2 separate regions of the Homo sapiens genome follow, and region 1 is linked to region 2. A link is a loop called in an ENCODE intact Hi-C map of the cell type or tissue named here. Cell type or tissue: endothelial cell of umbilical vein. All regions are shown on one strand. Each heading gives the region's core, and the rest is flanking DNA. Links, peaks and the distances in the headings are about the cores only. Region 1 has its middle 45 kb from the start of NR1D2. Region 2 holds the start of RARB (retinoic acid receptor beta).

The links. Peaks named below come from ENCODE experiments on the same cell type or tissue, not always from the same donor. Only the 100,000 strongest peaks of a DNase experiment are listed, where the experiment ranks them.
Region 1: it touches region 2 in a loop (11-fold over the local background); 2 of 110 quality-filtered maps call a loop at or near these places.

The regions. Positions count from the first base shown.
Region 1 is chr3:23,981,815-23,998,063 of GRCh38, forward strand. No RefSeq gene overlaps it. Among named protein-coding and RNA genes, the nearest start is that of NR1D2, 45 kb to the left of the region's middle. RefSeq lists enhancers at 121-657, 658-1,192. In endothelial cell of umbilical vein, for the core only: no CTCF peak of the experiment used is centred there; DNase peaks (open chromatin) are centred at 10,077 and 10,537; H3K27ac peaks cover 645 bases.
Region 2 is chr3:25,428,040-25,444,288 of GRCh38, forward strand. RARB (retinoic acid receptor beta) reads left to right here and starts at 224. Exons shown (of 8, transcript NM_000965.5): 1 at 224-849. The coding sequence starts at 693. It also overlaps the pseudogene H3P10. RefSeq lists an enhancer at 1-122. In endothelial cell of umbilical vein, for the core only: no CTCF peak of the experiment used is centred there; a DNase peak (open chromatin) is centred at 6,022; H3K27ac peaks cover 1,926 bases.

The DNA.
Region 1 (16,249 bases), core at 9,236-11,735, 1.4 Mb before region 2:
CAATGAGTGTTTAGGCCTAGCAGAGAGGAGACCCTGGAGTGGGAAGCACCTTGTTGTGGGCAGGTTGTCATCCCACTCTCTGGAGCTCTCAGCAGAGGGGAGACCCTGGAGTGGGTGGCTGCTCTCTGCAGGCAGGTCATCTTGTCATCTCTGCAGCTCTCAGCAGAGAAGGTAGTTCCTCTCTACAGCTGGCCATCCCTTGGTCTCCCCATCCTCTCAGCAGAGAGGAGGCCCTGGAGTGGGTAGATCCTCTCTGCAGCTGGTCATCCCTACCTTTTCCCCAGCTCTGACTCAGCCTAGGGATTTTATGGGCCTCGGAGAGGAGGAAGTGCATGCTGATTGGTCCACGGGCAGCCATGGGTGGGCCTGGAAAAGGCACCACAAGTTTCCACTCTGGTCTGCAGGGCTGGCGGCTCAGTTGCCAGCATTCAGGCCCTCTGTAGCCTGAAGGTGGGGCCTCACTGGGGACCCGCCTCCTTCTGCCCAGGAACCCGTCTGTCTCTTGCTGCTGTTCATGACCCCAGGACTTGGCCCCAACTTTGCTCCAAGGTCGGAGTGAGTGCCAATAGCAGGGGGAACAGGCACTTCTGAGCCTGTGAGGGCAGGGCCAGTGAGGGGGCCTTCCTCGTGCCCCCAAGAGTGCAGGGTGCTTGAACCCCGGTGGAGGAGGCTTCAGTGAGCCGAGATTGCACCACCAAACTCTGGCCTGGGCAACAGAGGGAGACTCCGTCTCAAAAAACATCAACAACAAAAACAGTGCAGGGATGTTTGGGCAGCTGCAACTGGACCCAGATGGGTGGGCCTCCCACCGGCTTTATGGAGCATGCAGCCCTGGAGGCACCTCCTTGCTGCAGCTGGTGTGATGCAGCCATGGGCCGTCTGGAGCAGCTTCTGCCATAAATATCCACTGTGTTTCTGTGGATGTTAATTGATGTTAGGTGGGAAAAATGGGCTCCTTGATCAAGTAAGTTTGGAAATGCTGGGTTAAACAAGGTTACTGAGATGTCTCCATGTCAGTCCTGTTCTGCAGTGAGGCAGTGTGCATTGTGAATCCTTTAAGGAAGGGTTTAATGGGATGCAATTTTCATCAAACTGTCTTCCCTAAATAACCCCTTTGCCTTTTTTTTTTTTTTTTTTTTTTTTTTTTTTTTTTTTTTTCCTGTGCTGAGCACTTGTTGGGACTCTTAAGAAAGACAGCTTTTAGGAGAAAAAGGCTTGTTAACCTTATACCCATTTTGGGTGTTGATCAGGATGTTGATCGAATTCAGTGCATTATTGCACAAATTTAATTTTATTTTGTCCCCTTCTTTGCACAGTTTAATAAGCAAGCTCCAAGTAAATGTGTGGTTGATGGAAAACAAAATGGATTAAATTCCTTGTGAAATTGAGGAATGCTGTCTGTGAATACAGGAATAAAGATAATCACTTCACAGATCTGGTTTTAGTTTTTACTCTAGATTGGGTCTGTGTTAAAATTTGTTATGTTTGATTTTTTTTTATTCTCTGTCTATGTAAAAGCTTAGAAACAGCTGTGGCATGTGTGTTAGTAGCCACATCAGTGTTGCTCTTCGCTGTGTAAGAGTTGGTTGCTGTGGGGTAATTTTTGACACCAGAGTACAAAATCCACTTAGAACAACACTGAATGCAGTGAGTATAGGAGCCCTAAGGGGAAGTCTTGGAGGAAGCTCAGAATCTCTGCAGTTGCTTTAATATGGGGCACATTCCCCAGAATGTAAACATGCTCTCAAAGTTAGCATTTCCCATACTTTTTAATGCAAGTTACTGACAGGGGTGGGATCAGTGTTTTTAAAATGACTCAAAAACAAAATCCGCAGGTGAATATGGTGTTCCTAAAATTTTTCCCCCTATTTTTTCTACTGGAGTCTGCAGAGTCAAATATGATCTTCTTAAAGTCTCTGAAGTCAGTTCTGTATTTTTTTTTCTTTTCTATTGTCTCATATTGCTCTGAACACCTTAACTCCAGCAGTTTTCCCCTTATTATTTTGTTGCTTTGCTTATAAATGCTCATCTGTTTTCTCCCCCTGCAGTAGCTGTTTAATTTCCTGTCTCAATTCTGCAGTTAAATGCAGTTAGGGTCGTTTCCAAAGTGGAAAGTACCTACTTTCATTCTCTTGATCAACTTTTTGTTCTCTACTATGGCTGCTGTTTTCCTAGGCTGTTTTATCTGATCAGATTTTCAATGAATGGACTAATGGTTTAGTCACTTATTATTATTATTATTGTTATTTTTTGAGATGGAGTCTCACTCTGTTGCTTAGGCTGGAGTGCATGGCTCAATCTCGGTTCACCGAAACCTCCGCCTCCCAAGTTCAAGCAATCCTCCTGCCTCAGCCTCCTGAGTAGCTGGGATTACAGGCGCACGCCATTGCGCCCTGAATTCCTGGAAACAGGAATCAGACCTCAGGAGCTCTCACAAGCCAGCTCCGGCATACAAGGTCTACAACAGCAGTGCCTGGCAATTATCCTTCAAAATGCTGGGATTGGTAGCCATTGTGCTCCACGTGCATACAATTCCCCTAACACTGTCTGAATTAGTTGCCCAGCCCTTCATGGAACCTCATTTTGCATTGGATTTTTTTTTTTAATCCTGACACATAGATATTCAATAACTGTGTGCAATTAATAAGTGACTAGGCCAGGCGCCATGGCTCACACCTGTAATGCCAGCACTTTGGGAGGCTGAGGCAGGCAGATCACCTGAGGTCAGGAGTTTGAGACCACCCTGGCCAACATAGTGAAACACTGTCTCTACTAAAAATACAAAAATTAGTGAGGCGTGGTGGTGGGCGCCTGTAATCCCAGCTACTGGGGAGGCTGAGGCAGGAGAATCACTTGAACTCGGGAAGCAGATGTTGCGGTGAGCCGAGATCGCGCCACTGCACTCCAGCCTGGGTGACAGAACGAGACTCCATCTAAAAAAAATAAAAATAAATAAAATAAAAAAATAGGTGATTAGGCCATGAAGGCTCTGCCTCTTTGAATGGATTATAGCGGGATTGGGTTCCTATAAAGGGTGAGTTTGGCCTGACTTCCTCTCTGTTTTATGTGCTTGCTCACCCTTCTGTTATGATGCAGCAAGAAGGCCCTCACCAGATATGGCCCCTCAATCTTGGACTTTGTAGCCTCCAGAACATAAGCTCAATAAACCTCTTTTTTTTATAAATTACCCAGTTTACCCTATTTTGTTATAGCAGCAGGAGTTGGACTAACAGTTCTCTTCTGTGTCAGGCTTCTTCACCCAGCATAATGTTTTTGAGGTTCATTCATGTCATTCGTGTATTGGCAGTTTGTTCCTTTTTATTGCAAGTCATGTTCCATTGTATAGATGCATCATGGTTTATCCATACGCCTATCGAATGGACATCTGGATTGTTTCCAGTTTGGTTATTATGTATAAAGCTGTTAGGAACACTCCTTTGTATTTGCAGTTGCACTGTTTTGTGACTTAACCCTGGTATATAATCTGTGCTAAGTTCTAAGAGTTCAAGAAGCAGTATATAATGGAAAGCATGATAAACGAAAGTAAATCATGAAAAGAATTAATACTTTCTGTATTACTGAAGGAGCAGTGCATCAATTAGAAGGTGCTTAAGCTCTGTCTAAAAGGGAGTTCAGGCAGAGCATAGTGTCTCATCCCTGTAATCCCAGCTCTTTGGGAGGCCAAGGTGGGAGGATTGCTTGAGGCCAGGAGTTCAAGACCAGCCTGTGCAACATAGTGAGCCCTCATCTCTATTAAAATATTTCAGAATTAGCTGGGTTTGGTGGTTTGAGGCTGTACAATGAGCTGTGCACTCACTGTAACCACTGCACTCCGGCCTGGGCAACAGAGCAAGACCCTATCTTTAAAAAAATAAAAATTAAAAAACATGGAGTTCTGTAATAAGGATGCTTATTAATTTTTTTTCCTACACAAGACTTCTAGAGGCAGGACAATTTCAGGCTGGTTCAGTGGCTTCACAAATGCCATAAAAAACACAGGCACCTACCTTACACCCATTAGGATGGCAACTATCAGGAAGAAAAAAAAAACACCAGAAAATAAGTGCTGGTGAGGATGTGGGGAAGTTGGAACCACTGTGCACTGTTGGAGATGTAAGTCAGTGCAGCTGCTGTGGAGGACAGTATGGCAGTTCCTCAAAAAATTAAAAATAGAACTACCATATGATCCAGCAATTCCACTTCTGGGTATATACCCCAAAGAATTGACAGCAGGCTCTCGAAGAGATATTTGTACTCACATTTATAGCAGCATTATTCATAATAGCCAAAATGTGGGAAAACCCCAGATTTCCATAGAAGGATGAATGAATAAACAAAATGTGCTATTATTGAGCCTCAAAAAGGAAGGATATTCTGACACATACTACAACATGGATGCACCTTGAAGACATTGTGCTAAATGAAATAAGCCAGTCACAAATACTGTAAGATTCTACTTATGTGAAGTACTTTGAGTAGTCAAATTCATAGAAACAGAAAGTAGAAAAATAGTTACCAGGGTTTGGGAGGAGGGGGAAAGGGGGAATTATTTCAGAATTTCAGTTCTGCAAGATGAAAAGAATTCTAAACTAAGAGTGGAACTGGCATGTCCCTGACACAAAGAAATGATATGCTTGAGGTGATGGGTACCCCAATTACCCTGATTTGATCATTATACATTATATGCCTGCATCAAAATGACACATGTACCCCATAAATACATACAACTGTTATGCACCCATAATAATTTTTAAGAATTCTTGAGATGGGTTGTACAACAAAGTGATTGTATTTAACACTATTGAAGTGAACACTTAAAAATGGTTAAGATGGGCCAGGCGCGGTGGCTCATGCCTGTAATGCCAGCACTTTGGGAGGCTGAGGCAGGTGGATCATGAGGTCAGGAGATGGAGACCATCCTGGCTAACACGGTGAAACCCCATCTCTACTAAAAATACAAAAAATTAGGTGGGCATAGTGGTGGGCACCTGTAGTCCCAGCTACTTGGGAGGCTGAGGCAGGAGAACGGTGTGAACCTGAGAGGCGGAGCTTGCAGTGAGTTGAGATCGCGCCATTGCACTCCAGCCTGGGCGACAGAGCGAGACTCTGTCTCAAAAAAAAAAAAAAAAAAGTTAAGATGGTAAATTTTATGTTATGTACATTTTACCACAATTAATTAAAAGAAAAGAAGGAACCTAGGAGTTCTGATCCTTCTTTGTCATCCTGTGCCTGTTTCTAATGTTTTCTCTCATGGTTGCAAGATGGCTGCCACAGTTCAGGCATCACAGCAGAGGTACCATTTCCAGATAAGAAGGGCAGAGACCTTCCTCTTGTATGTTAGGGGGGAATCTTTTCCAGAAGGCTCTAGCGGGCTTCACCCTTCAGTTCCTGTTGGCCAGACTGGGTCTCCTGCCTCAAGGGAGCCTGGGAAAGCAAGTATCTAACATTTTTCAGCCTCTGTAGAGAGCAGCGGGCTCTTCCAGAAAGAAGCTGTTGGGGAAAGGCTATTGGGTAGGCCACTGATGTGGTTTGGCTCTGTGTCCCCAACCAGATCTTGTGTCGAATTGTAATTCCCAGTGTTGGGGTAGGGACCTGATGGGAGGTGATTGGATCATGGGGGCGGAATTTCCCCTGGCTGTTCTTGTGAGAGTGAGTTCTCATGAGATCTGGATGTTTAAAAGTGCCTCCCCCTTCACTCTCCACCTCTCCTGGTCCTCCATGGTAAGACGTGCTTGCTTCTCCTTTGTCTTCTGTCACGATTGTGTAAATTTCCTGAGACCTTCCAGCCATGCTTCCTGTATAGATAGCCTGCAGAACTGTGAGTCAATTAAAGCTCCTTTCACCATAAATCGTCTGGTCTCAAGTAGTTCTTTTTTTTTTTTTTAGACAGAGTCTCACTCTGTCGCCCAGACTGGAGTGCAGTGGCGTGATCTCGGCTCACTGCAACCTCTGCCTCCTGGGTTGAAGCAATTCTCCTGCTTTAGCCTCCCAAGTAGCTGGGATTACAGGTGCCTGCCACCACGCCTGGCTAATTTTTGTATTTTTAGTAGAGACAGGGTTTCACTATGTTGGCCAGGCTGGTCTCAAACACCTGACCTCAGGTGATCAGCCTGCCTTGGCCTCCCAAAGCGCTGGGATTACAGGCGTGAGCCACCACACCCGGCCAGTTCTTTTTGTTTTTAATTTGTTTTTTCCCCTTCCTTTCTTTCTCCTTCCTTCCTTCCTTCCTTCCTTCCTTCCTTCCTTCCTTCTTCTCTCTCTCTTTCTTTCTTTTTTTTTTTTTGAGACAGGGTCTCACTTTGTCACCCAGGCTGGAGTGCAGTGGTGTGATCTTGGCTTACTGCAGCGTCGACCTCCTGGGTTGAAATGATTCTTCTACCTCAGCACCCCAAGTAGCTGGGACTACAGGCACACACCACCACGCTCCGCTAACTTTTTGGTAATTTTTATAGAGATGGGGTTTTACCATGTTGCCCAGGCTGGTCTCGAATTGCTGAGCTCAAGTGATCCACCCACCTTGGTCTCCCAAAATGCTAGGATTACAGGTGTGAGCCACCATATTCGGCCTCAGGTAGTTCTTTTTTTTTTTTTTTTTTTTTGAGACCGAGTCTCGCTCTGTCACCCGGGCTGGAGTGCAATGGTGGCATCTCCGCTCACTGCAGTCTTTGCATCCCGGGTTCAAGCGATTCTCGTGCCTAAGCCTCCCGAGTAGCTGGGACTACAGGTGTGCACCACCATGCCCAGCTAACTTTTGTATTTTTAGTAGAGACGGGGTTTCTCCATGTTGCCTAGGCTGGTCTCAAATTTCTGAGCTCAAGTGATCCACCCTCCTTGGCCTCCCAAAGTGCTGGGATTACAGGCCTGAGCCACCACACTCAGCCTCAGGTAGTTCTTTATAGCATTGTGACAACGGACGAATATGGACACCAAGAGTCATCCATATCTTCTACATCGAATAGTAAGGAACAAAGGGTCCTTCTTTGTGAGCTCAGTACTGATGGCCATCATCAGCGGTGACCAGAACAACATCCTGGTTGATAGGAATGCAGGGCCAGATACATGAAGGGCCAGAGCAAAAATAGATGAAGGTCCTCAGTCTGCCTTTGTCCTTTTTCCACTCCTGCCGTTGTCCCCTAGCATGAAGGACCTCTCCAGTGGTGTGCTGGGGCCAGTTCTTACCAGCTCATGAAAGCCAATGTTTCAGGAATTTTGTGAGCCAGTTGACTTCGCATTGGTAGCTTGAGATTGGCCATGGTGGGAGTAGTATTGATTTTATGGAAATCAGTAAATGCTACAGATAGGGCTCCTTCCACCCCTAGCACCCGCCTGCAGCTAAGCCTCTCACGCATAACGGTGGACATCCCAGCTCCTGAGTCCAAGCTGTCTACCTTATCTTTCACACTGTCACCTCCTGAGCCACCCCTTTGGGCCTAGGTCTGCGCACCATGGGCAGTGAGGTCTGCCTGCAGGAGGACCAAGGAAAGAGTCTCAGGGCCTGCCTGGAAGGCCCAGGTCCCTCTGGCCAGGGAATTACATTAATTGGAGCTTGGTCTAGAAGGGGTTCTGGGCTCTGGGAAGGTGTGTCTTCTTGGCTTAGGGCAGGGGCACAGTCAGAGGAGGGCCAGAGTTGGGCCTTCTGTGGCCCCCGTAGCCTGAGTTACAGGGAGGAGAAAAGAGGGAGAATCCTTCTGTCCCCTCTCCCCAACCCTGTGCCTCTGCCTGGATAGGAGAGAAAACCTCCACCCTCATCCATCTGCCTCATTTCCCCATGGATGGAGAATTGCCGGTCTAATATTTCAGAACCCAGGACACTTATTCATGGGCCATGTTTTAGTAGTGGACAAGCTTACTGTGCCTTAAAGCTTAGGGTCTCTGTAAGATACAGCTTTGGTGATTGTGTTCTCCTGCGGGGCAAGCACACCTGGGCAGCATACCGCCTGTGACTGCACCTGGGTGTGAAACTCAGGTTGGAATCATATCCACTTTAGATTCAGGGAGGAGAGAGCATGACGCCTCCTGACTTGAGTTGGCTAGGATTAGATACAGCCTGTATCTTGAATACCTCCTAGTACAGTGGTTCTCAAAGGGTAGCCCTCCAACCATCATCATCATCCCTACCTAGAATGCAGATTCTGGGGTCATACGACAGACCACCTGGATCAGAGGCTGGGGGATAGGGCCCAGCAGTCTGTGTTTTAACAAGTTTTCCAGGTGATTCTGTTCCAACTGAAAGATTGAGAACCACTGCTCTAGAAGAATATAGCTTGGGGCCGGGCACGGTGGCTCATGCCTATAATCCCAGCACTTTGGGAGGCTGAGGTGGGAGGATCACTTGGGGCCAGGAGTTCGAGACCAGCATGGCCAACATAGCAAAACCTCATCTATACTACAAATACAAAAAATTAGCCAGGCGTGGTGGTGCATGCCTGTAATCCTAGTTACTTGGGAGGCTGAGGCACAAGAATTGCTTGAACCTGGGAGGCGGAGGTTCCAGTGAGCCGAGATCTCACCACTGCACTCCAGCCTGGGTGACTGAGTGAGACTCTGTCTCAAAAAAAAAAAAAAAAAAAAAAAAAGAATAGGCCAGGTGCAGTGGCTCACACCTGTAATCCCAGCACTTTCGCCGAGGGGGTTGGATCACCTGAGGTCAGTAGTTCGAGACCAGCCTGGCCAACACGGTGAAACCCCATCTCTATTAAAAATACAAAAAACAAACAAACATAAAAAACAAAATTAGCTGGGTGTGGTGGCAGGTGCCTGTAATCTCAGCTACTGGGGAGGGTGAGGCAGGAGAATCGCTTGAACTGGGAGGTGGAGGTTGCAGTGAGCCGAGATTGCACCATTGCACTCTAGCCTGGGGGACAAGAGCGAAACTCCGTCTCAAAAAAAAAAAAAAAGGATATAGCTTGGTTTATTCATGTGCTGGGGCTGCTGTAACAAAGGACCATGGACTCGGTGGCTTAAACAACAGAAGTTAATTTCTTGACAGTTCTGGAGGCTGGAAGTCTGAGATCAACATGTGGGCAGGGTTGGTTCCTTCTGAGGGCTGTGAGGGAAGGAGCTGTTCCAGGCCTCTCTCCTTGGCTTGCGGAGGGGCCTGTGTCTTCACATTGTCTTCCCTCTAGGGACACCAGTGGGATTGTATTGGGCCCACCTTAATTCTCTCATTTTAATGACCTCTTTGAAGACTCTATCTCTAAATAAGTTTATGTTCCGAGGTACTGGGTGTTAGAATTTCAACATGTGAATTTTTGGGAGGCACAATTCAGCTCATAACACTTGAGAAACCGGGTCACATAAAGATTTCTGTTTTTCTTTCCATTCCCCGTTTGTGAGCTTCTAGAGGTCTTCCTTGTTTTTCTAGTGTCTCACAAATTGCCTAACAGTCTTTCAATAAATGTTATTTAAATTGATTGACTATGGATGGACGCTTATCGATGTTTAATGAGGTTATAATCTTAAAAAATTTTTTGTGTGTGCAAAGTACACTGCCCTAGACTTCATGTGGTCCCAGGCCTTTTACAAGCAAGTCTGATGGACACTGATTGGATGAGGTCCTGTGGTAGGAATCTACCTCATGTTGCTGTAGATTTCTGAATTGCTTAATCCTCCTTTCTGCTTTTGTGCAGTGTGCATGTAGAGTGGGAGAATTCATCTGGGGCCACCAAAGAGGCTTGACGTCTCAACACCCTCAGAAACTTGTTTCTTCTTTTGTGTCTAAGAGTTTTTCAAAAGAAAAAGAAGAAAAGAAATAGCGCTGCTTCATTCAAACATAGTAAAAGATTCTAGGTGTTTGTATTTTTAAGCACTCAAAGCGAGACTGTAATAAGCAGATAATTGTCATTGAGAGGTATCACACTTTATTTGCTAGGGATTTTCTATTGTTGCTTTTCCACTTAATAGACAGTGGAATTACAAGTTGCTATGGAAACCTATCCATTGCCAGTGCTGCCTGGGCCTTAAAGACACAGAAGCCACATTTTGTTTTATTCCATAGAGCTGACATTGTTATAAAACAGAGCAGAGCAAAGTGAATGGTGAATTAGACCAGACATCCTGCTTTCCCCTGTTTCCTCTTCCCTCCCCTCTGTGGTTTCTGTGTTTACCAGGCCCCTGAATTAGCCCAGTGTTAGAAATTGTATAATTTGGTTTCTGGAGTTCTTTCAAGAAAACAACTGCGTATCTGTCTCCTATGCAGTTTTGTGACTTTTGTTGCTGACACGCTGTGGTAGTTGAGAAACTCTGGGGATGGTTGGCACATAACGCAGTTAATCAATTCCCGCTCAAATCTGAGGTTTGACAAATGATAAACTTCTGTCATTTCTGTGACCACACTTCTTTCATTCAGGTGGGACATCAAAAGAAGGCCTCAAAATAACAGAAGACTGAATCTCAAGTCATTTCCAATGGAGGGGAAGCCAGAAGGGCCTGGCAGATCTGGGATCCATCCTAGGCTATGCCAAGAAAATGAATTAGCAGCTCAGCTTGAGGAAACACCGGAAATTCTGGCAACTGCCCTAAATGGATTTTCTCACTCCTTTGAGCTTTGCCCACAGCCACTGAACGCATTATGTTACAAAGCTAATTATATAAGATTTAAGAGCCAAGGGAAGGCTGATTCATTTGATAAGCTAATTTCAGAGCGTAACTTGAGCCTGGATGCATGCGTTGCTTAACAACAGGAATACTTGTTGAAAAATGTGTCATTAGGCGATTTCATCCTGTAAACACCACAGAGTGTACTTACCCAAACCTAGATGGGATAACCTACTACACACCTATGCTGTATGGTATAGTCTATTGCTTCTAGGCTGCAAAGCTGCATAGCATGTTACTGTACTAAATACAGTAGGCAGTTCTGACACAGTGATAAGTATGTGTGTCTAAACATAACTAAATATAGAAAAGGTACAGTAAAAATATGGCATAATCTAATGGGACCACTGTCATATATGTGGCTTTTCATTGATTGAAACATCATTATGTGGTGCATGACTGTACTTCTTGGAGGCATGAGAAGTTAAAGAATAAAACAAAATGTACCCTTAGCTATAGACATTGCAATTACCCTAAGTTTGCTGTCTATGAAAGTTTAGGTTTTAATGGGATATTTCTATTTGTAGTCTCACTTAATTTTTCAGACTTTAGACCATTGTTTAGTGCTGATTTTTATGGCTACTTTATGGGAGCGAGGACTTTCTTTTTTGGAATAAGAAATGCTTTATTTTATTCGGAAGGTGGGATCAACTAATGAAACATTGTTATCCACCCTGGCATTGGGGTGATTTTGGCTTTACCCTGTGACTTCTTTGAGAACTCAGGACAATCCTAGAGCTTCTCGGGTAACCATGTTTATAAAAGCATCCATTTCCGCACTTAGGGAGGCTGAGGCAGGAGGATCACTAGGAGTTCAAGACCAGCCTGGGCAATATAGCAAGAGCACCGCCCCCTCCACCCCCACTGCAATCTCTCCAAAAAATTAAACAAACTAGTTGGGCATGGTGGTGTGCACCTGTAGTCCTAGCTACTCTGGAGGCTGAGATGGGAGGATTGTTTGAATCCAGGAGTTTGAGGCTGCAGTGACCTATGATCACATAACTGCACTTCAGCCTGGGCAACAGAGGAAACCCTGTCTTAAAAAAAAAAAAAAAGGATGAAAGGATGAAATGATAACGATAATAGGAATTCAGACTAGGGAGGGACCTTAGAGGTCATTTATACTCAGTCCCAGACACATATAATGGATGTTTAGTTTGAGTGCTCCCAAAGCCAATTCAGAGACAAGCAGTTGGCTGCTGGGAAGTGATGCCAGGAAGCAGAAATGAGGGAGGGAGAAATCCAGAGGGGGAGAGGAGAGCCTGTGCTGGGCCTAATGAGCTGGGTGCCACTAAGGGCATCTGAGCTCAGTCATGTCGGGGACTGCTTGAATGTGCCTCAGAATTGTCCCATTAAGGGACAAGGGAGTCGGGGTATTTGTCCACTGACTCTGTCTCTTATTGGCTAAAGCTTACCTCTGTATGCTGAGCCAGTTCCCACTTACCAGAGAAACCCTCAGGCTGAGAAACAGAGAGACCTGGTGTTCTGTGTGGCTGAACTGGAGCCTGGAATCAGCCCAAAAGTGGCAGCAGGGGAATTCCTGCAGGCAACTGCCCCAAACTATCCTGAGATGGGGCTGGATGGGATTCCAAAGAAAGAAACACTAAATGCCAGGGTGATCAGTGCAAACACTTATTAGGGGAACTTATGTATGGAGGGGGCTGCAGCGTGTCCGCTTGACAGACAGTGAAACAAGATCTGTCTAGGTATGTCCATAACATGCAGATCCAGGTATGGAGTTTATATGTGGGTCTAAGGAATTCTGTTTAGGGATGGGGGCTACTTTCTACATGTTTAGCAACATGTTTGTTCTTTTCGTGGTTCAGGCAACAACCTAAATTAGTTTATCAGTGTCTGGGAATATTTAAGGCCTGGCTTCGGTTCAAGCCTGCAGGAAAAAATATGCAGCTGGCTGGTCACACAGCAGTTAAGGCACTTTGTATTTCTTGGCCAGGACAAAGGAAAAACTGGAAGGAACAGGGGATGCTACACTTGGGGACCTGAGGTAGGAAGCTGTCAGCAGTCACAGGAACTGTCCACCGTAGTTGCCATTGAACTCAGACATGGACCAGGGTGATATAGGACAGGGCAGCAATAGCGTCTGCCTTTGTGGTTAACTTCCAATGACATAACGCACTTAAGTGATAGTATTTATAGTGATAGTGATGGTTTTAAAGTCTTATCTGTAAATTCTTGACACACTTCCCCTTAAGAGGAGTTTCTTCCCTTGAATCTAGGCAGGTGTGTGACCGCTTTGGCCAATAGAATATGACAGAAGTGATCTATGTGACTTCAAGGTCAAGTCATAAAAAGTTTTGCAACTTTTTTGGTTGCTGGGACACTTGCATTTAGAGCTTTGATCTGCTATGTCAGAAGTCAACTACCTTGAGACGGCCATGCTGGCGCAGTCATAAGTAGGCTCCCTGGTCAGCCCCAGTGGAGCTCCCAGTCAATGGCTAGCATCCACTGCTAGCTGTGTGGAGGAACTATCTTGGATGTCGGAACCTTCAATTATCTGCAGCCTCAGCTAACATCTGACTGCAACCTCTTGAGTGACCCCAAGTGAGAACTGCCCAATCCAGCTCTGTCTGAATTCCTGACCCACGGAATTTGTGAGCAAAGTAAAGTGATTGTTGTTTTACAGTTCTACATTTGAAATATGTTGTTATGCAGTTACAGTAACTGGAACACTTAATATACAATTTCCAGGATTCTGGTGGTAATAGTATCTTTCCTCCCTAATCTAGGAAATGCTGGTAAGAGTGGCATTTTTGTAGGGATAACTTCTAATCTGCTTTAATTCATATTTGAAAAATAAGTGATTGAAAAGCCTTTATACTTGCATGTTAGCAACATCTGATGTGATACTTTTCACAAATGATGGACAATGCAATCTATCCACACCTATCCTTTTAAATTTATTTTTACTTAATGCTAATGCACAAAATCTTTTTTTTTTAAAATCTTTAAATGTAAGCACTTCCCTTTTTGCACAGCCAGTTCTCTGAGACACTGTCAGTCTTCAAAACTGTTCCTTTCTAGTGTCACTAGCTCATTTGCCCAAGCATGGAGCTTCAGCTACCAGCACCGTGATGGACGTGCAGGAGAAACACTCACATAACATCTTTTGGGATCAGGGTAGCCTGTCACTTTCCAGAGGAAGCCCAAGAAGCTCAGGAGGTAAAGGCACTCTCCTGAGCTTGCATTAACAAGCTTTTCCAGTTGTACCATTAACAATTCTCCACCCGCCCCTTGGGGATGCTGCAATAATAGGAGACACTATTTTGCAAAGGGCTTTGGGAAGAGTCTGGTAGCACCTTGTATTCATACTGTGCCCTTTATTTCTTTACTGTGGAATTCTCCACTGTCATCCCATTCCACTCAGTTGCTGAGAGACTTGCAAGATAGTATTGATTGTTTCTTCATAAAGACACCATTTCGTTCTATTTATCCAGAGCAGTTAGAGTCAAGGACAAAAGAGAGAGGGGAAGAACTTGTTTCACTAATCTTTCCATCATATGAATATTAAAACTTTTAAGAACCTGATATTCCAGGTGAGGAGTCAAAAGTATGGCTTGCAAATTTTGGGACTCTTTCAGGGGCTGGGAAAGAAAATTCCCTAAAATTTTAGCTTCAGAATCATTTAGGCCTTGAAATAACTCCTACAAAAGAGAATGTCAGTGTCATACATTGTAATGCACTGAACTGAATGGAGTGTAAATACATTCAATAGCACAAGGATTCCATTTTCCTTGATCATACGCTTGGGTTTAGAAATGAAGGAAAAAAGCCTTAAGAAAATATGTTTCGGGTTTTAAAACTGTATAATAGTAGTTAAAAAGAATTTCAAAACCCCAAACCATTCCAGACACCAGATGAGCTCAAACTCCTGCCATATTTAATCATTTCTACTACAAACTCCTAAGGCTGATTTATTATCTGCATCTTGCATAAGTTGATAATAAATCCTTTCTTATGCCAATGAGAATAAATATTTTGAGATGAAAAATGGTCAGTCTGATGATTTTCCCTGGATCTGAGTGAATCATAGAGACTGTACGGCTGGCTTCAGAAACTGACTGTTAAAATGATCCTAAAAAAGATTTAACTTGGAAGTGATCAATCCAGAGGCTGCATATAGATAAATCTTCACAGATTCTCAAGTGGCTAGACTTCAACATTCTATGGGATCCACAAAATACAACTTCACATCTTCTGTTGACAGAACACTGTAAACATTCTGGGCAATTCTGGGACATGAATTTGATCCTTTTAAAAATTTTTTGAGACTACTTTTGGCTAACTTAACCCATTAAAGTAAGAGTGTAAATTGGTGTGTGTGTGGCGTGTGTCTATGTGTGTATTTATGTATTCCTGCCTCACCTCAAAACATCAGTTAGCTTGTTCCTTTATCTTACATTTCCTGTGAACTGGAAGTTAGATCTGAGTCTTGATTAGATTCAAGTTAACCGTTTAAGGCTATAATATATAATAGGTGATGTTTCTGGTTTATATGGCATTATAGCTATTTATTTAGCTAACGATTCTGAAGGTTGTTCTTTAATTTGGGCTGGGATAAGCTGGGAAGAGCTTCTGGTCCAGGTTGAGTTTGGATGGTCTTGGATGCACTTGCTCATGTGTCTCTAGTCAGCTGATAGTTTGGCTGGGTTGACTGACCATGGGTTCGGCTGAGATGGCCAGTCTTTCTCCATGTGATCACTCACTCTTTCCCATGCTAGCTCATTCTCATGGCAGCTCAGGGTTCCATGCATGAGAACAGACGCATGCAAGGTTTTTTGAGGTATAGGCCCAAGAAAATCTCAAGGCCAGTCCAGATTCAAGAAGGGGAGAAAAACACTTTACTCCTTGATGGAAGGAGTTACAGTGTCACATTACTAGGGTGTAGGTACAAGGAGGGAAAGAATTGGCGGCCATTTCTTTCATCTACTACACCTGGGTTTGTAATTTTTGTCAGTGCATGATTTCTCACCTTGTGTAAGGACCACTGACAGGAAAATGTCTCAAGCTACTGTTGAAAATGTAAGTTTCCGGGCTGGATGCGCTGGCTCAGGCCTGTAATCCCAGAACTTTAGGAGGCCGAGGTGGGCAGATAACCTGAGGTTAGGAGTTCGAGACCAGCCTGGACAACATGGTGAAACCCTTCTCTACTAAAAATACAAGAAAATTACCCAAGCATGGTGGCGGGCACCTGTAGTCCCAGCTACTTGGGAGGCTGAGGAAGGAGAATGTTGTGAACCCAGGATGTGGAGCTTGCAATGAGCCGAGATCGCGTCACTGCACTCCAGCCTGTGCAACAGAGTGAGACTGTGTCTCAAAAAAACAAACAAACAAAAAAACCAACCAAACAAACAAAAACAAAAAACAAAAACAAAAAAAAAATAAAATGTAAGCTTCTGAAAAACCAGGTGCAAAGAATGTGTCAGAGTAACAGAGAAGCCCTGGAAATGAGGGTTTTGCGTTCAGCTGGGACGTCAAGTTACAGCTGATGAGCTTTTTCCAAAAATTGTCGGGCAGGTTTTAAGGATTAGAGAAAATGTTTGTTGAATAGCTAGAACAGTTCTTAGCACATAATGGGCGCTAGAGATGATGACTATTAAATATTTAGAATTATTTAATCAGTATTCTTCAAATG
Region 2 (16,249 bases), core at 4,572-7,071:
TGTTTTTAAGGTGAGAAATAGGAAAGAAAACGCCGGCTTGTGCGCTCGCTGCCTGCCTCTCTGGCTGTCTGCTTTTGCAGGGCTGCTGGGAGTTTTTAAGCTCTGTGAGAATCCTGGGAGTTGGTGATGTCAGACTAGTTGGGTCATTTGAAGGTTAGCAGCCCGGGTAGGGTTCACCGAAAGTTCACTCGCATATATTAGGCAATTCAATCTTTCATTCTGTGTGACAGAAGTAGTAGGAAGTGAGCTGTTCAGAGGCAGGAGGGTCTATTCTTTGCCAAAGGGGGGACCAGAATTCCCCCATGCGAGCTGTTTGAGGACTGGGATGCCGAGAACGCGAGCGATCCGAGCAGGGTTTGTCTGGGCACCGTCGGGGTAGGATCCGGAACGCATTCGGAAGGCTTTTTGCAAGCATTTACTTGGAAGGAGAACTTGGGATCTTTCTGGGAACCCCCCGCCCCGGCTGGATTGGCCGAGCAAGCCTGGAAAATGGTAAATGATCATTTGGATCAATTACAGGCTTTTAGCTGGCTTGTCTGTCATAATTCATGATTCGGGGCTGGGAAAAAGACCAACAGCCTACGTGCCAAAAAAGGGGCAGAGTTTGATGGAGTTGGGTGGACTTTTCTATGCCATTTGCCTCCACACCTAGAGGATAAGCACTTTTGCAGACATTCAGTGCAAGGGAGATCATGTTTGACTGTATGGATGTTCTGTCAGTGAGTCCTGGGCAAATCCTGGATTTCTACACTGCGAGTCCGTCTTCCTGCATGCTCCAGGAGAAAGCTCTCAAAGCATGCTTCAGTGGATTGACCCAAACCGAATGGCAGCATCGGCACACTGCTCAATGTAGGTTTATTTTTTTCCCTTCTTCTACCAAGAAAAAAAAAATTGTCTCTCTTGCATGCAATAAAGACGTTGGAAATAAACTGCATTGGTAGCAAGACAAAGGATTTAATGATTTAATGCTGAAGGGGTGTGATATGCTGGCATGCATATTGATTCCCTTTGCTGAAAATTTCCTGTTAGATGTTTTCTTCCCAAATAACCCCTCCCGCCCCCATGCTCCTCTCCTTACCAACCTTATAGTCTCTTGAAAACAGTTTTTAAAATATGCATAAAAATGTGGGGGGTGGGGAGTAGAGGGTGACCACAAGACTTTAAAACATTCTTCAAGTAGGGCAATTTGACACATTTTGCAGTTTTTACTAAAATGTATGCAGAGTGGAATTTAACTTTGCTGTTCTTTGGATTAGCTACTAGTTGTATAGGTCCCCCCACCCCTTGTGTATTCCAACAGTCCAAAGTAATTAAAATATGACATTTTCCTTGAAAGGAATTTAGTTTAATTAAGGTGGCTGCTGCTCCCGAAGTTCATAAACCACCAGTTCAAGCTGCCGCTTCCAATGTTTTCCTTGCTAAGGAAAGGCAATATTTCTTAGCATTGACCCTGCTGCCACCTTTCCAAGTCACTTTGTTGGTCTAAGAAGTTGCTGTTTTGCTAGAAAACTACTGGCAATGAACACCCCTTGGACTGAGCCATCCATTATTTCCATATCTTGCAGTTCAGCCCGGAACGTGGACATCAGTTAAAGGAAAGGAAATATAAGTGGGGTAGCCCAATTTAAAAAAAAAATATTGACTATTTTGTTATCTGATGCTGACACAGTGCCGAGGTACGCACCTGGTCAACAGTAGCCTGGCTGCAGGCTTGAGAAATGATCAGGAGTCCCAGAAAATCCCACCTTCGGGTGGCTGTAGTGGGAGCCTGCAGGATGCTTCGCCGCCCTGACAGTGATTTAGATAAATGGCTCAGCTATCTATCAAAATGTTTTTAGTACTTTATTTGACAATTCATTGGAGCATTAGCCTGAAAATGACATTTTAAATCTTTGTTTTCAAAGAGGTCAAAGTTTAACTGGAAGAAATTGAGTTTTCCTAATAACATGGTGGCTTATCTAAAGAGAGAAGAAAAAGGGGAGAGGGGACAATGACAGGATTTAAATTGCCCTCTCTGAAACTTTTTCTTAAGAATAAAGACTTGCTTCTTGGGCCGGGAAATCAACAGGTTTGTAGCTGAAAAATCAATAACCATTTGATGCCAACAGCCTGGCTGTCTGACTTAACATTTTGTAGAGCCATAAGCAGGGCAAAAAGAATATCGTTTTCAGAAGGCGCCTTAATCTTCAGCTGCTCCCCAAATGCCTTTTCTTTTTTGGTGCCCATTTTATTTCTGGAGAACTCAAAGAAACTGGAGTGTTACAAAATAATTTTCTAATCCAAGAAGAGACTTTTCAGACCTGTCCTCTTTGTAGCAATTAAAACAGTATGAACAATTTCTGTTGGAATCCCAGGGAACTGGGGCTCTCTGAAACTTTTTCTTGTTAGAGAAAGTGGTAATGAAACATGTTTTTTAACAGAAGGAAAAAATATGCTCAGGATCCTCGCCAAAAGTTATTAGACCTAATAGAGTTTTTACATGTAGACATTCTTCCTTTTGTAATTAACCTTCCAAAGATGCCTATTAAGTTGTAAGAGTAGGGGGAAAAGCTTTGTTTGTTCTTGGACAAGTTAAACAAGGGATTTGCTTTATCTAGGGAGAGCGAGCGGTGAATGTGTCATTCGCCTAAAACTACCCGATAAGCAAGAAGTGTTGATAACAGCAAAGTTTAGCTAATCAAAGAAACTTGCATTAGACAAAGTAAATAAAGGCATTTGACAAAGGGATTTCAGAAATTCCAGTGTCTTATTTTTGTAAGCAGGGCAATTAGTTCTTATTGTGGTCAGTTTCACAAGAGTTTGAATCCCACACCCCAACTTTAGGTTAAATGAATAAAATGTAAATATTGCTTGTGCCCTTGCAGAGTTGCTTTACCCTCATAAACCACTTTATGATGGTCAGTTGTTCCAACGATTTTTTTTTTTTTTTAGCATAAATAAAACTAAAACTTTTTTTTTTTTTTTTTTTTAGAGATTCTAACAAATGTCTTGTGCCATGCAGTGTTTGGTTCAGGGTGGTACAGCTAGTTAGGGCTATTGAAATAAAAGTATATTAGGGCTACATTTGTGTAAGTAAGAACATAACCACAACCTTTTCCATTTTACTTAATGGCTATTTTGACGAGAAGCAGATCTGTTTTTGCTTTTAACACAGAGGAAACAGTGGGCAAAGAAGAAAAAGTACTAAATTCCAACCAAAACTATTTTCTGCTTTGAGTTTTTTTTATGGTGTGTGTGTGTATGCATAGTAAATAAAGTAAGACCTTTGAACATGGAGCACACCATCACAAGCTCACTTTGAAAGGTGTTAAAATATTCCCTTTATTTTCTTTTTAATTTTAAAGGCAGAAAAATGATATGCCAGCCAGCTGCCATTTGTAGTAGTGTCTGTGAATTGCTTCTTATAAGCATTCAAAGTCAGGATTAGGGGACTACTAAGGGAATGTGGTCTAAATATTACGATTGACGACTGCCCCTGGAAGGTATAGGAGTCACTAAATTTCTGTTCAGATGTCTCCAGGATTATCTTGGTTTTAGGCGGCTCCAGATGTTTTCAACATTAATTGCTCAGTGGGTATAGGATAAATCTTAATATTTTGTGGTCTAAATATAGTTGCTTTGGTGAAATAACGAGTGTGACAACTTCTTGGCCTTTTTCCCTGTCTTTTCTCCCTACTCAACACATCAAAAGGAAAAAGAAAAAAATATTTTCTTTTTGAAATAGGACTTTGCCCATTAATGAGAAGAAATTATTTTTAAAACAACCAGTAGTGATGTTTGATTAGGGAATGAGAAAAGGCCTCTTTTCAAAGCCCTGGGACCCAAATTTTAAGTATTAAACAGTATCTAAATCCTCTCCTAGTGAGATATAAATTGGGGTCAAAGTGGCAAAATCAAAGATACCCTCTGAAAGAAAGACTAAATAAAGACTGACAGCCACCGTATGAATTGAATGGGGTTTTGAATAAATATTTCAGTGAAAAGGCCCAATTGTTTTTCTAAAGTAGGACATAATTTTCTGCTTCTCGGGCACATGACGGTGGTAACTAATACCATCAGAAAGAAGAGAAAAAGAGGGACTTTTCCTTAAATCGCAAAGAGAGTACAGGCAGGGTTGTGGGTTGTTCGAAAACAAGTGAAAGATTCACAAAGTTTTCCTTCCTTGTAGAAAAAAAGAAATCATATTGTGAATATTGGATAAATTGGTACATTTGACAAGGGAGTGAGTATTGATGTGCAACTTAGAAAAGAAAAAGCATGTGTTTAAATTTTATTGCCAGAAAAGGATGGATTCAAAAAACTAAACAGTAGAAAGGTAGACATCTGTTTGCCTAAACTTAAGCTATGGAATTGACTTGGAAGCTTTAGTTAGAATTTGATTTGCCAGCCAATAATGTAAAGCCCTTGCATTGAAGCAGGTCTTTTTTCCTTAATAGATAAATGACCAGAATGGCTATTTCTGATAGGCTAGCTGACCTGAATCAGAAGTTTCCTTCTCATTTCTAGAAGCCTGGCGCTGATATATACAACCGAGGGTATTGTTATGCACTTTTCTCTAAAGCGTAAGAATAAAAAAAAGTTCTTCTGGATATCAGATGTTTATAATTTACCTTCGACATATGTTAAGCTCTGAGGTGGCTGAAAAAGAAAGAAAACCTGTTTTCTCCTTTACACATTCCACAGATATCATTAAACTCTATCTGAGAAGGGAAATACATGATAAATAACAAAGATTATAAATTCTACTCTCAAGGAATTTATAATTTTTTAAATCAGTAATTTAGAAAAAGCTGAGAATTTTAAGTTACTCTTTGGGCAGAAGATGGAGATGTAAAAACCAAGATGCAAAATACAAAACTCTGTTCAAGTCACACAGGATTTTAACAATAAATGCAATGTTCATTTTAGAACATCTTAGAATCTTCTATACAGTTTGAGTTATGTGTAAGTGCCATACATTTATCCTTAAATGACATTTTTATACTTTAAATGTTCTAATATAAATTCAGTTAACTATCAATTAAATAGATTATTTCAGAAATGGGAGTTTTTGATGAAGGTTAATCAGAAAAATCTTGGCTGAAAACCTTTCCAAAGATATTAATGTAGATAGAATCTTGCCTTTCAAATTACAGGGTAGTTATGACAATCATGTATCTCTGATTTTCTAGAATAACCCACTTTCAAATATCCTGCACAGTTCCCACATAAATCATTGAAATATGCCAGATATTTAATATTACAACATCTCCTAGGAGTGGCACAGAAAGTCTTTGTTTGGATTCTATAGTCAATATAAGTAGAGCTCTCACAGCTTAATTTTTTCATTATGTCTGAAGATCGCCTTGTGTTTCTGGGTCATTCTTATGAACATGAATTCCTTTCGTAGCAAACTATAGATCTGTGAATAGAAGGCATTCCTTGCAAAATGGACTGGGCTGTGATTCTCACTCTAGCACCTGTGTGTGCGTGGACAGGGTGGGGAGGAGGGAGTAGAATTAAATTAAATTGTTATGAACAAATCTGTATCAGCCCTTGCCAGCTTCCTCTTAAAAAGTTGGAGCTGGGGTGATGGAGGGAGAAGAGTAGAGTTAACTCAGGTTTCAGATTTATCAGTATCCTGCTTGTAAGTGGCTTGGTCTAAGTACCTCTTGTTAAATAGGAGATGAGATAACCTGCCCCATCTGTAAGATCTAATAACACAACCTCATCAGTCAATATGTTGCTCTGAATTCTCCTCTTTTCATTCCCAGCTTCCTTACCCCATCATTAAAAAGCATGATCTCTGTCCCATCCCACTCCCCAAACCCCTTTAAATGAATGAAAAATAAAGTTGCAAAAGTTCTCTCTACCTAGGAAGCAGGAGAGCCTAAGTCTACTGGCATTTTGTCTTGAGCTTTCAGAGCTTCTTAGATGGGAAGTCAAACAGGCAATGGAACTGCTGACTTGCTCTTTCTCTGGCCCTGTAGGGTGGGGGAGCTACAAGGGGACCATTTAGTAAGATAAGACTCTCTGCCCCCTGCGCGATAAGGCGAGGATAACAGGAACTGACGTCAGCAAGGCGACTCAACCTGGCCAAGCATTTCCTCTAGTCAGGGCTCAGGGATTCCAGGAGTCTCTAGGCTTCCCCCAGCAGCTGAAGAACTGAACCAGCTCAGGGGAGGGAGAAAGAAGAAAGCTGATTTTTACAGGGGTGATAGTGGGTGATGATGTCCCTGATTTCCAAAAGCAGATTTCTTTGAAGAGAACAAAGAAAAACTGGGAGGAAGAAAGTCGTTTAATAAAAGTGGATTCTGAGATTATAATTGTCATTTTACATTGTCATAGAATAGATATTTGTGTTCCAGCTGTTAACAATTCACTGCTGATGTCTCATTAGACAGTCTATCCAGCGATCACCAAATATCATCCACTCACAAACCTCGCCAACTCTCCATATAGAACAAAACGTGAGGGATTTCACGTTGTCAGAGTTAATCCTTGGTACTCCTTTTTTTTTTTTTTTTCTTTTTTTTTTTTTGAGATGGAGTCTCGCCCTGTTGCCCAGGCTGGAGTGCAGTGGTGTGATCTCAGCTCACTGCAACCTCCACCTCCCAGATTCAAGTGATTCTCCTGCCTCAGCCTCCTGAGTAGCTGGGACTACAGGCGTGTGCCACCACACCTGGCTAATTTTTGTATTTTTAGTAGAGATGGGGTTTCACTATGTTGGCCAGGATGGTCTCGATCTCCTGACCTCGTGATCTGCCCACCTCGGCCTCCCAAAGTGCTGAGATTACAGGCGTGAGCCACCGAGCCCGGCCTTGTATTTACTTTTGAAAGTACAAAGTTCCCATCCCCATCTGCATCAGATGACAACATTGCTAAAGCCATTTCATTTGCTACCAGCCCTGAAACCACTTAGCAGTTTTCCTCCCCTTTTTCCTTCTTCCCTTTCTCTTAAACCCAGATTTATTTTCATTTTATTTTATTCTTTGCCTTCCAAAGTATCTGATTTGAGATTTGGAGGAGGAGAAAAGTCAAACAGAAGGATTTTATTTCTTAAAATTCACAGATTCTCCTCAGTCCACTGCTGTCTTAAAGATAGCTTCTTATTTTTTAAGTTTCAGTGTTTGACAAAGAATCACTGTCCTAATTTGACCCATATTTAGTGGAATGTTTGCTATGTTGTTGTTGATAAATTACTATTCATCACAGAATAAAATTTTGTCAAGTCAAAAAAATAGCTAAATTCAAAATAATGTGCAGGTAAAAGAACAAATAAGATGAGTGCATCGGTTAACTAGGGAGAGAAGATCTGGATCACATCCCAATTTTTTTCCCATTTCCAGAGCAAATGAAGACCTCATGTAATAAATTTGTCTTCTCAAAAATATTAAAGCTTTCAACGGCTACAGTACCTTTGTCATGTCATCAAAGTCCATAATTATAAAAAGGCCGATGATCTGAAGGCCATTTCAGCTTCAAAAGATTTTTTTAGGGGCTGGTCTATTGGAAAGCTTGGGGGTTTAATTAACTAAAATGGAAATGGAGGCAGCGAAATTCAGTTCCTGATGTTTTAATTTAGCTCAGTACTGCCATGTGTTATTGAAGAGAATTCTTAAAGGCAAACATAATTATTTCATTATGGTCCTCAGAATGCTTTCATTGGCTTTAATGACAAGAAGCTGTATAAAAAGGCATATATTTTAATTAGTCCTTTTTATATTTACATCAGATAAACAACAAATAATTGATGAAAAACAAGTCTTTGGAATGGATGATTTCACATAGTGCACTGGTTACAGTTTAATGATGAAACATTTCTCTGTTGCTTTGCATTTTAATTATATATACATTATATTACAGTAGTCGTGCCATGGAGCTACTAAAATACCGTTGTTGCCATTTTATTACAAAAAAAATCACGATTAATGCCTAGAAATTGAAAGCTGAAAAATGTAGCTAGACACATCTCCAAGGAAGTAAATTACCGGTTCCATTAATTTTACTACATTTGTTAGAACTCATTTTGATCACTTTTATCTTTTACGCTTCATCTTTTTGGATTAAGATCGTCAGGGGTTTCATATGCTTTTTTATGGCCACATCTTCTCCTGAGCACCTTTCTTTCGCTCTTGCTGCCTGTTTTGAGGATTTGCATGTGAAAGTGCCTTGCCAAATGTGCACTGGAAATTCAGAGAGCTTTTTTTCCATGCTATCGGCTTGCTTTACCTTTGATTTTATATGAAAACCCATTTCACATGATTCATCCGTTTTGGTGTACAGAACACTAATTGTTATTATTGATTTTAAATTCCGTGACCATTACAAGTAACCCAGATGACTGGCAGATAAAGGGTAATAATCCATGGAGTTCTGGAACTGTTTCATGTTTGTCTGGAGTACTTTATGTGATCAATATTAACTGCCCCATTGAAACTAACTGCTGTATCAAATAACAGTCAATCAAATGAATGTGCTTAGAGATTATTTATTGAAAGCTTTAATTGTTCACTGGGGCCCTCCTTATCAGGGGAAACAATACAAACTAGAGGTAGGATGAACAGGTTTGGATTTGCAGGGAAAGTTGGGGGATGCAGATGAACAAGGCATCTCTCTGCTTCTCGGGCAAGAGTTTCCAGAAACCCATGTTGGGCTTATAGTTCAGGCAGAAGTTGTGAATACTCTTCCAGAGCTTATCCTATCACCTGTACCTCAAAGGCTTTCTAGAGAAGGGGGTATAATAATTTTCTTGCACTCAGCAGAAGCTGTGAAAAGTTCTCCCTTTCCAAGAGTTTTACTGCTGCTTCTCCCTGGTCCTCTCAGAATTACCCTTCCATGCATCTCTCCACCTCTGCTTCCCCATCATGGCCTGATGGTCCAAGATAATGCAAGTAGCCTGCCTTGACACAGGATCGGTTTCTACAGCTATGAAATGGGAATAATAGTGTCTACATTGCAGGATCTGTAGAAGGATTAGAGATCATGTAAATTAAGATTCTATTCTTGTCTTGAAAACATATGGAAGTCACCAGGTAGGCCTTCTGCCCTGATTTTGGCATGACACCTGTGGCTTACGTGCCTTTGCTAAAAGCAAACTTTTTTTTTTTTTTTTTGGTCATATCTAAATTAGGTATCTCTTTTCTTTGGTGAAATGATCCCTCGGTCTATAGCTCATAACCTAGGTGGCAGTCCTTTCTGTTTGTCAGGTAGCACTGTGCCCTGATTCAGGGGCATCCATTTACCAGATCCCCAGATTTCTTGCAAATGATTGACTTTTACAAGTGAGCATTGTCACCTTCAAAGTTGTCACAATACACTTAGCCCAAAGATGCTGTCGTGGCACAGTACATTTTTATTGCTCATTGATGGATTAGTTTTTGCAACGTGCCATTCAGCAAATGGCTCTTGGGTGTCTGCCATGTGCCAGGCTCCTTGATATGATCTGTGGGGGACACCAAGATGAATCAGACACTGTCCCTTCTCCCTCTGAACTCATGATATAATGGGAAGAACTTGTGACACAAGTCGTTGTCACATAACCCCCTTATAACAAACCCAAAAATCTCCCCATGTCTTTGAACCTAAGATTGATAATGGAAAGAACTAAGAACTGCCAAGAACCACAGCTGGTTTATATGGTGGGTGATCAAGTGGATTATACATTTTTGTCACAGTGGAGCGGGCGTGAAGTTTTTCTGTGTGCAGGCCTCATAGATCATCTCTAAAAGTAGTTCACAAAGGAGTTCTAAACCTATCTTACACAGTGGAATAAGTGCACACCTTCCAAACTAGCTTCTTGAAGACTTTCATGTGGATGTTTCTGGAGCGTGTTAAGTAATCATGTTCCTTGGGGATGGGTTTGATTCTATTGGATTTTTAAAAATCACTTATTTCTCTATGATTTCTGTGACTTATTCCTGTGTAACAAACCATCCCAAAACTTCCTGGTCTAACAATTTATTATGACATTATTCTGTGGATGGGCTGGGCTCCGCTGGGCAGACCCTCTGCTCCGCATGCTGTCAGCTGGGGCTGAATCATCCATGGCTAAATTGGGCTGGCAATCCAAAAAGTCTCACTCTCATGGCTGGTGGTGGATGTTGGTTGTCGGTGAGAGCTCTAGGGGATCTGCATGTGACTTGTGCATGTCACAGCATGGCAGCAGTATTCCGAGAGAGAGTGTTTCGAGAGTGAACCTTCCAGGAAGGAGGCAGCAGAGGCTCCCAGTCCTCTTAAAACCTAGACCCAGAGAGTGGTATACAGTCGCTTTCACTATATTCTGCTGGTGAAGCAGACACAGGGCCAGCCCAGATTCAATAACTACCTTTCAGTTTGGGAGAGAAAGGCAAAGAATGTCCACCATAACAATCGTAGCGTATATGCACTATAACAAGAAAGAAAGTATTGTCTTCTGAAAATGATTAAATTAAAGAACAGTTGTGGGGCTTTTAGTTTTTTGGTTGGTTCCATGTTTAATGAAATGCTACTCTAATGACAACATACATCATTTTCAGTTAATCCTCACAACCCTATAAGTGAGATGTCATCTTCATTTTACAGATGAGGAAATGGAGGCTCAGGGAAGGTGAATAACACGGATTGTAAGGGGCAGAGTGTGGTTTCAAGTCCCATGAAAGGCTTTTCTCTAGGCTCCATGTGCTGTTACTCACTTGGGGGTCCTCAGCTTCAGGAGTTGTCATCCTGTCAGCTGAGTGAAGAATTCCTGAAAAATGTTTCATGCCCTAATAATCCCAAGAATAAAACACCATCGAGTGTTTTGGTTAAGGGGAAAGGTAGGAAAAAGAGAGGTAAAGAACTGTAACTCGCATAGCTTCCTCTGATTACATTATTTTCTCTACTATAAACCAGTCTTTTACATTGTGGAGGAAACTCTGCCCAAACTATGAGGCTATTTTACTCTTTTGCCCTTTTGTTTTTACATCCTGTTTGCTGTTGAAGTCTACGCTGGCCTAGTCACTGCTGTAGCTCAGGGGGTTCAGACCAGGATTAGTCTGGTATTTACTGAAGAGTCACAAGAAGATGAGAGATGGGAAACTGGGCTTTTCATGTTACTCTAGTTTACTGGTAACCCTTATCTAAAGATGGGTGCTAAGTGTTTGTGCTAGAGAGTGTCTCTTCATTAAGTGGAGCTATTTTGTCTTCCACTACCAAAAGCAAAAAAGTAAAAGACAAAGAGGAAGAAAGAAAACTTTCTGATAGTAAAGTCGAATTAATGTTTATTTGCTAGGTATTTTAAGTATCTATTGTGTGCAGAGGATCCCAAACCTAAGTTAACCATTACCATTTAGTGAAACTTACATGAATCATAGTGCATCTAATTGGCCTCTCAGATAATGCTCTCATTTCAGTGACTTCAAACATGTCTTATTTTTTATTTTTTTGAGACAGGGTCTCGCTCTGTTGCCCAGGCTGGAGTGCAGTGGTATGATCTCAGCTCACTGCAGCCTCAACCTGCTGGGCTGAAGCAATCCTCCCGCCTCAGCCTCCCATGTAGCTGAGACTACAGGTGTGTGTCATCACACCTGGCTAGGTTTTTGGAGAGAGAGGGTTTTACCATGTTGCCCAGGCTGGTCTTAAACTCCTGGGCTCAAGCAATCTGCTTGCCTTGGCGTGTCAAAGTGCTGGAATTACAGGTGTGAGCCACTGTGTCCCGCTCAAATATGTCTTAAATGGAATGTATTCTGTATTTTGAATTTTCATATACCGTATTCTACCTGTTTCTTTTGTTTGAAATCTAATTGTTGCTGAATTATATATTTTGAGGAAAAAGAGACAGGTGGACAAATTGAAGTGACTTGCTAGAAGTCGTGTAGTGGGTTCTAAGTGGAAGCAGATCTAAATCTGTAAGACGCTAACATGTGATGCAGTGAAATACAGCATGGTACCCTGCAGTGTGATACAGTGAGGTTGGGTAGACATTCTTCGTGCACTGTACCTGCTGTGGAAGCTTGAGCTCCAGGTTTTGTTTTGGTTTTTTTCTAATCTTTAAAATGAATCCATAACACCTCCCTTGAAAGCCTAAGATCAGTCTTAAAGCCTTAAATAAGACAATGTATTTGACACATGATGCTCAGTAAATAGATTGTTTTTACATATATACATAGTTGTCAATAAGAAACTTGTTTTAGGCTTGCATGGCGACTCATACCGGAAATTCTAGCACTTCAGGAGGCCCGAGGCAGGCAGATCACTTGAGCCTAGGCACTTGAGACCAGCCTAGGCAACACGGCAGAACCCTGTCTCTACAAAAAGAATTATGTGGCCGTGGTGGCACGCACCTGTAGTCCTAGCTACTCGGGAGGCTAGGGTGGGAGGATAATCGGAGCCTGGGAATGTTGAGGCTGCAGTGAGCCGGGATTGCACCACTGCATTCCAGCCTAGGCAACAGAGGGAGATCCTGTCTAAAAAATAAAAAAAAAAAAAGAAATTTATTTAAAAAAAAAATCCAGGCCAGGCATGGTGGCTCACACCTGTAATCCCAGCACTTTGGGAGGCCGAGGCAGGTGGATCACAAGGTCAGGAATTCGAGACCAGACTGGTCAATGTGGTGAAACCCCGTCTCTACTAAAAATACAACAATTAGCTGGGCGTGGTGGTGCCCGCGCCTGTAGTCCCAGCTGCTCAGGAGGCTGAGGCAGGAGAATCGCTTGAACCGGGGAGGCGGAGGTTGCAGTGAGCCGAGATCGCGCCACTGCACTCCAGTCTGGATGACAGAGTAAGACACCGTCCCCCCCAAAAATAAAAAATTAAAAAAAAATCCAAATGCTAGCATTGTCCAGAAAAATTTAACAGATTTATTTATAATTATTATAAAGTTGAACTACTGAACCTTGTTCACTGAAACATTTTGATTTGCATTAATGCTTTACATCCCCACATTTATATTAAAAATTCACACGCAAATGAAGATGGAAAAACTGCCAATACCTAATTTCTGTCCTCTATTTTTCCACTTGCAATCATATACCTAGGTACCTTTTGACTGCATTAGAAAAAAATACCTAATATTCAGAACTACCAATAACAGGAAGAAGAAATTTTTTTTCGGGGGGGTGGGTGGGAATGAAATGTTTCCCATCATAGTGGACTCCTAAGCACGTTCTCTACGTATGCAGTGTGCTGATGTCTTCTGGCATAATTGTTAAACGTTTGATATGGATAACACACAGGTTAGTGCCCTCAAAAAGGCCAACCAGATAGGCCTCACTTGGCTCCTGCAAAGCACCAGTAGCTGCGCTCTGGAAGCTCAGATCTGTTTTAAAGTCCTGAGCAATTTCTTGCACCACATATTGGAAGGGAAGTTTGCGAATCAGTTCACTGGACTTCGTATAAAGCCTAATTTCACGGAGTACCCCAGTCCCAGGCCTGTAACAATGAGGTTTCTCCACCCCGCCAGTAGAGGGCGCACTCTCGTGAATGGCTTTTGTGGCCAGTTTCTTCCCGGATGCTTTTCCACGGGTTGGATTTTCGAGTAGTGTGCTTTGTAGGAACCGTGGTATGGACACCTCCTTACTTTCCCCCTTCTCCTTCGCCCAGAGCTCGGCGAACTAGAGGTGGCGCTGGCGTCAGAGAGCCCCAACTGCAAATCCAATTCCCCGATATTTTATGAATTTTTTTTAATGCAGAAAAGTTACAACAGCTTTACTGCAAACACCTGGATACCTACTGCCATAGCTACCATTAAAATTACCAGGTTTCTTTTCTGTGTTCTCACCCTTTTCTCCTTTTGCATATGTTTGTTTTGTTTTGTTGACTGGGTCTTCTCACTAAACTGAGAGTCTTTGAGTTCAGGTATTGTGCTTTTTACCTCTGTTTTCCCAGTGCTAATATAGTACTTGGTCTATGATCCTCAGTAAACTATGGTTGAACCCACATGTATGTTCTAATAAACAACCCTTTAATATACTCGATATCAGTGCCCTTCAATAGAACTTCCTACAATGAAGTTTCCAATGATGGAAAGGATCTATAATTCTACATTGTCTAATATCATAGTCGCTAGCCATTTATGGCTGTTGGAATTTGAAATGCGGTTAATACAGCTGAGGAAGTGACTTTTTAATTTTATTTTATTTTTATTTATTTATTTATTTATTTATTTATTTATTTTTGAGACGGAGTCTCACTCTGTTGCCTAGGCTGGAGTGCAGTGGTGCTATCTCGGCTCACTGCAACCTCCGCCTCCCGTGTTCAAGCCATTCTCCTGCTTCAGCCTCCTGAGTAGCTGGGATTACAGGAGCGCGCTACCACGCCCAGCTAATTTTTGTGTTTTTAGTAGAGACGGGGTTTCATCATATTGGTCAGGCTGGTCTCGAACTCCTGACCTCATGATCCACCCGCCTCGATCTTCCATAGTGCTGGGATTACAGGCGTGAGCCACCACACCTGGCCAATTTTATTTTATTTTAATTAATTTAACTTTCAATAGCCACACATGGCTAGTGGCTACTGTATTAAACAATTCACTTCTACATACTTCAGCTATTATTATTCTTTCAGTATTTGTTCATTTTCTTTATTTCCTTTTTCCCTTCAGCCTTTACTCTTCTCTCCTATGGCTATTAACAAGCTCTAATTATCCCTTTATGTAGCAGGTAAACAGACTGCAGGAAAATGTAAACAGAATGCTGTAGGGTGGTGATTTCAGTCATTGTTTAACTCCTTTTCCTTCTGGGTGGAACTATTTTTCCTGGGGCCTGGCAAGTATTTAGCACTTGTTTTGCTAACATTTAGTTTGCACAGCTAAACCAAGATTTTTGCAGAATCTCAGTGGGCGGGAATTACATTCCCTGTAGCAATCAAATCATGGAGACATACGATGTCTATTCCCGTGCTCCACACCTGCTTGGTTTTGAGATGGGCAGAGTATCTCCCAACATTTTCAAGCTTTCAACTCAGCTTGAACATTTCAACAAACTTCAGGGAGGCAGAGAGGAACTGGCCATATTCTATGGAAGCCTCAGTTTGCCTTCTGGGAAATACCATGAGCTCTCCCCCGGGTGCCTCCTCCTGCTTACGTGTGTCCTCTGCTCATAACCCAGAGTGCGGCACACAGTAGGTGCTCAGAAATATGCTGAGTGTAGTTCAGTGAAAACGAAATTGAGAACATCTCAAGTGAGCTAATATTTTTTGGTTATTCAAAACACCTCTAGTAAACTTGATGGGGGCTGTCAAAAACTTGGGAGGTTCAGTTTGGCTGGGATGGCAAAGTAAGTAAGCCCTTATAAGTGCATTTGCTGGCAAACTGGCCTGAAAACATGAGAGTGGAATATTTCCCTGGGCTACTGGCACTTACTTTGAGGTCACAGAAATAGATTTTCTGATGGTACTTCCTGTTAGCCAGGACATTATTGCTCCCCCTTGTCCCCCCCACCACCCCTTTTTTTTTGGCCTATCCCTAGAAATGGTGTGAAGAAAGTAAATAAAAATAAAGCTAAAGCGCGCCGGTAATCTCAGCTACTCAGGAGGCTGAGGCAGGAGAATCGCTTAAAACCCGGGAGGCGGAGGTTGCAGTGAGCCAAGATTGCACCATCGTTCTCTAGCCTGGGCGACAGACAGACAGTCCATCTAAAATATATATAAAAAAAAAAAAATGATAAAGCTAAAGGACCGGTTGCGGTGGCTCATGCCTGTAATCCCAGCACTTTGGGAGTCTAAGGTGGGCAGATCACCTGAGCTCAGGAGTTCAAGACCAGCCTGGCCAACATGGTGAAACCCTATTTCTACTAAAATACAAAAATTAGCTGGGCGTGGTGATGGGTGCCTGTAATCCCAGCTACTCGGGAGGCTGAGACAGGAGAATCACTTGAACCCGGGAGGCAGAGGTTACAGTGAGCCGAGATAGCACCACTGCACTCCAGCCTAGACAACAGAGCTAGACTCTGTCTCAAAAAGTAATAATAATAATAATAAAATAAATAAATCGCTAAAACAACTCTCAAGAGAAACTTTTGAACCACGGTTTGCTTCCCCACCCCCATGATTTAAAGTTGCGATTGATTTTTATTAAAGTAAAACAATCACTATCATAATTAATATTTATTAAGTGCTTATTATGTGTCAGGTGCTTAAAATGAACCATGTCATCTAGTCCTCAGAGCAGCCTGAAGAGAAAGGCCCTGTTATCCCCACTTTGCAGACGCAGATTCCTAGGCACTGAGAGGTTCAAATACCTACCTTGAATCTCCCGAGTAGGAGAAAGTGAGTCCAAAGTTCCCAACTCAGCTTTGTATAATGTAGGGTTCCT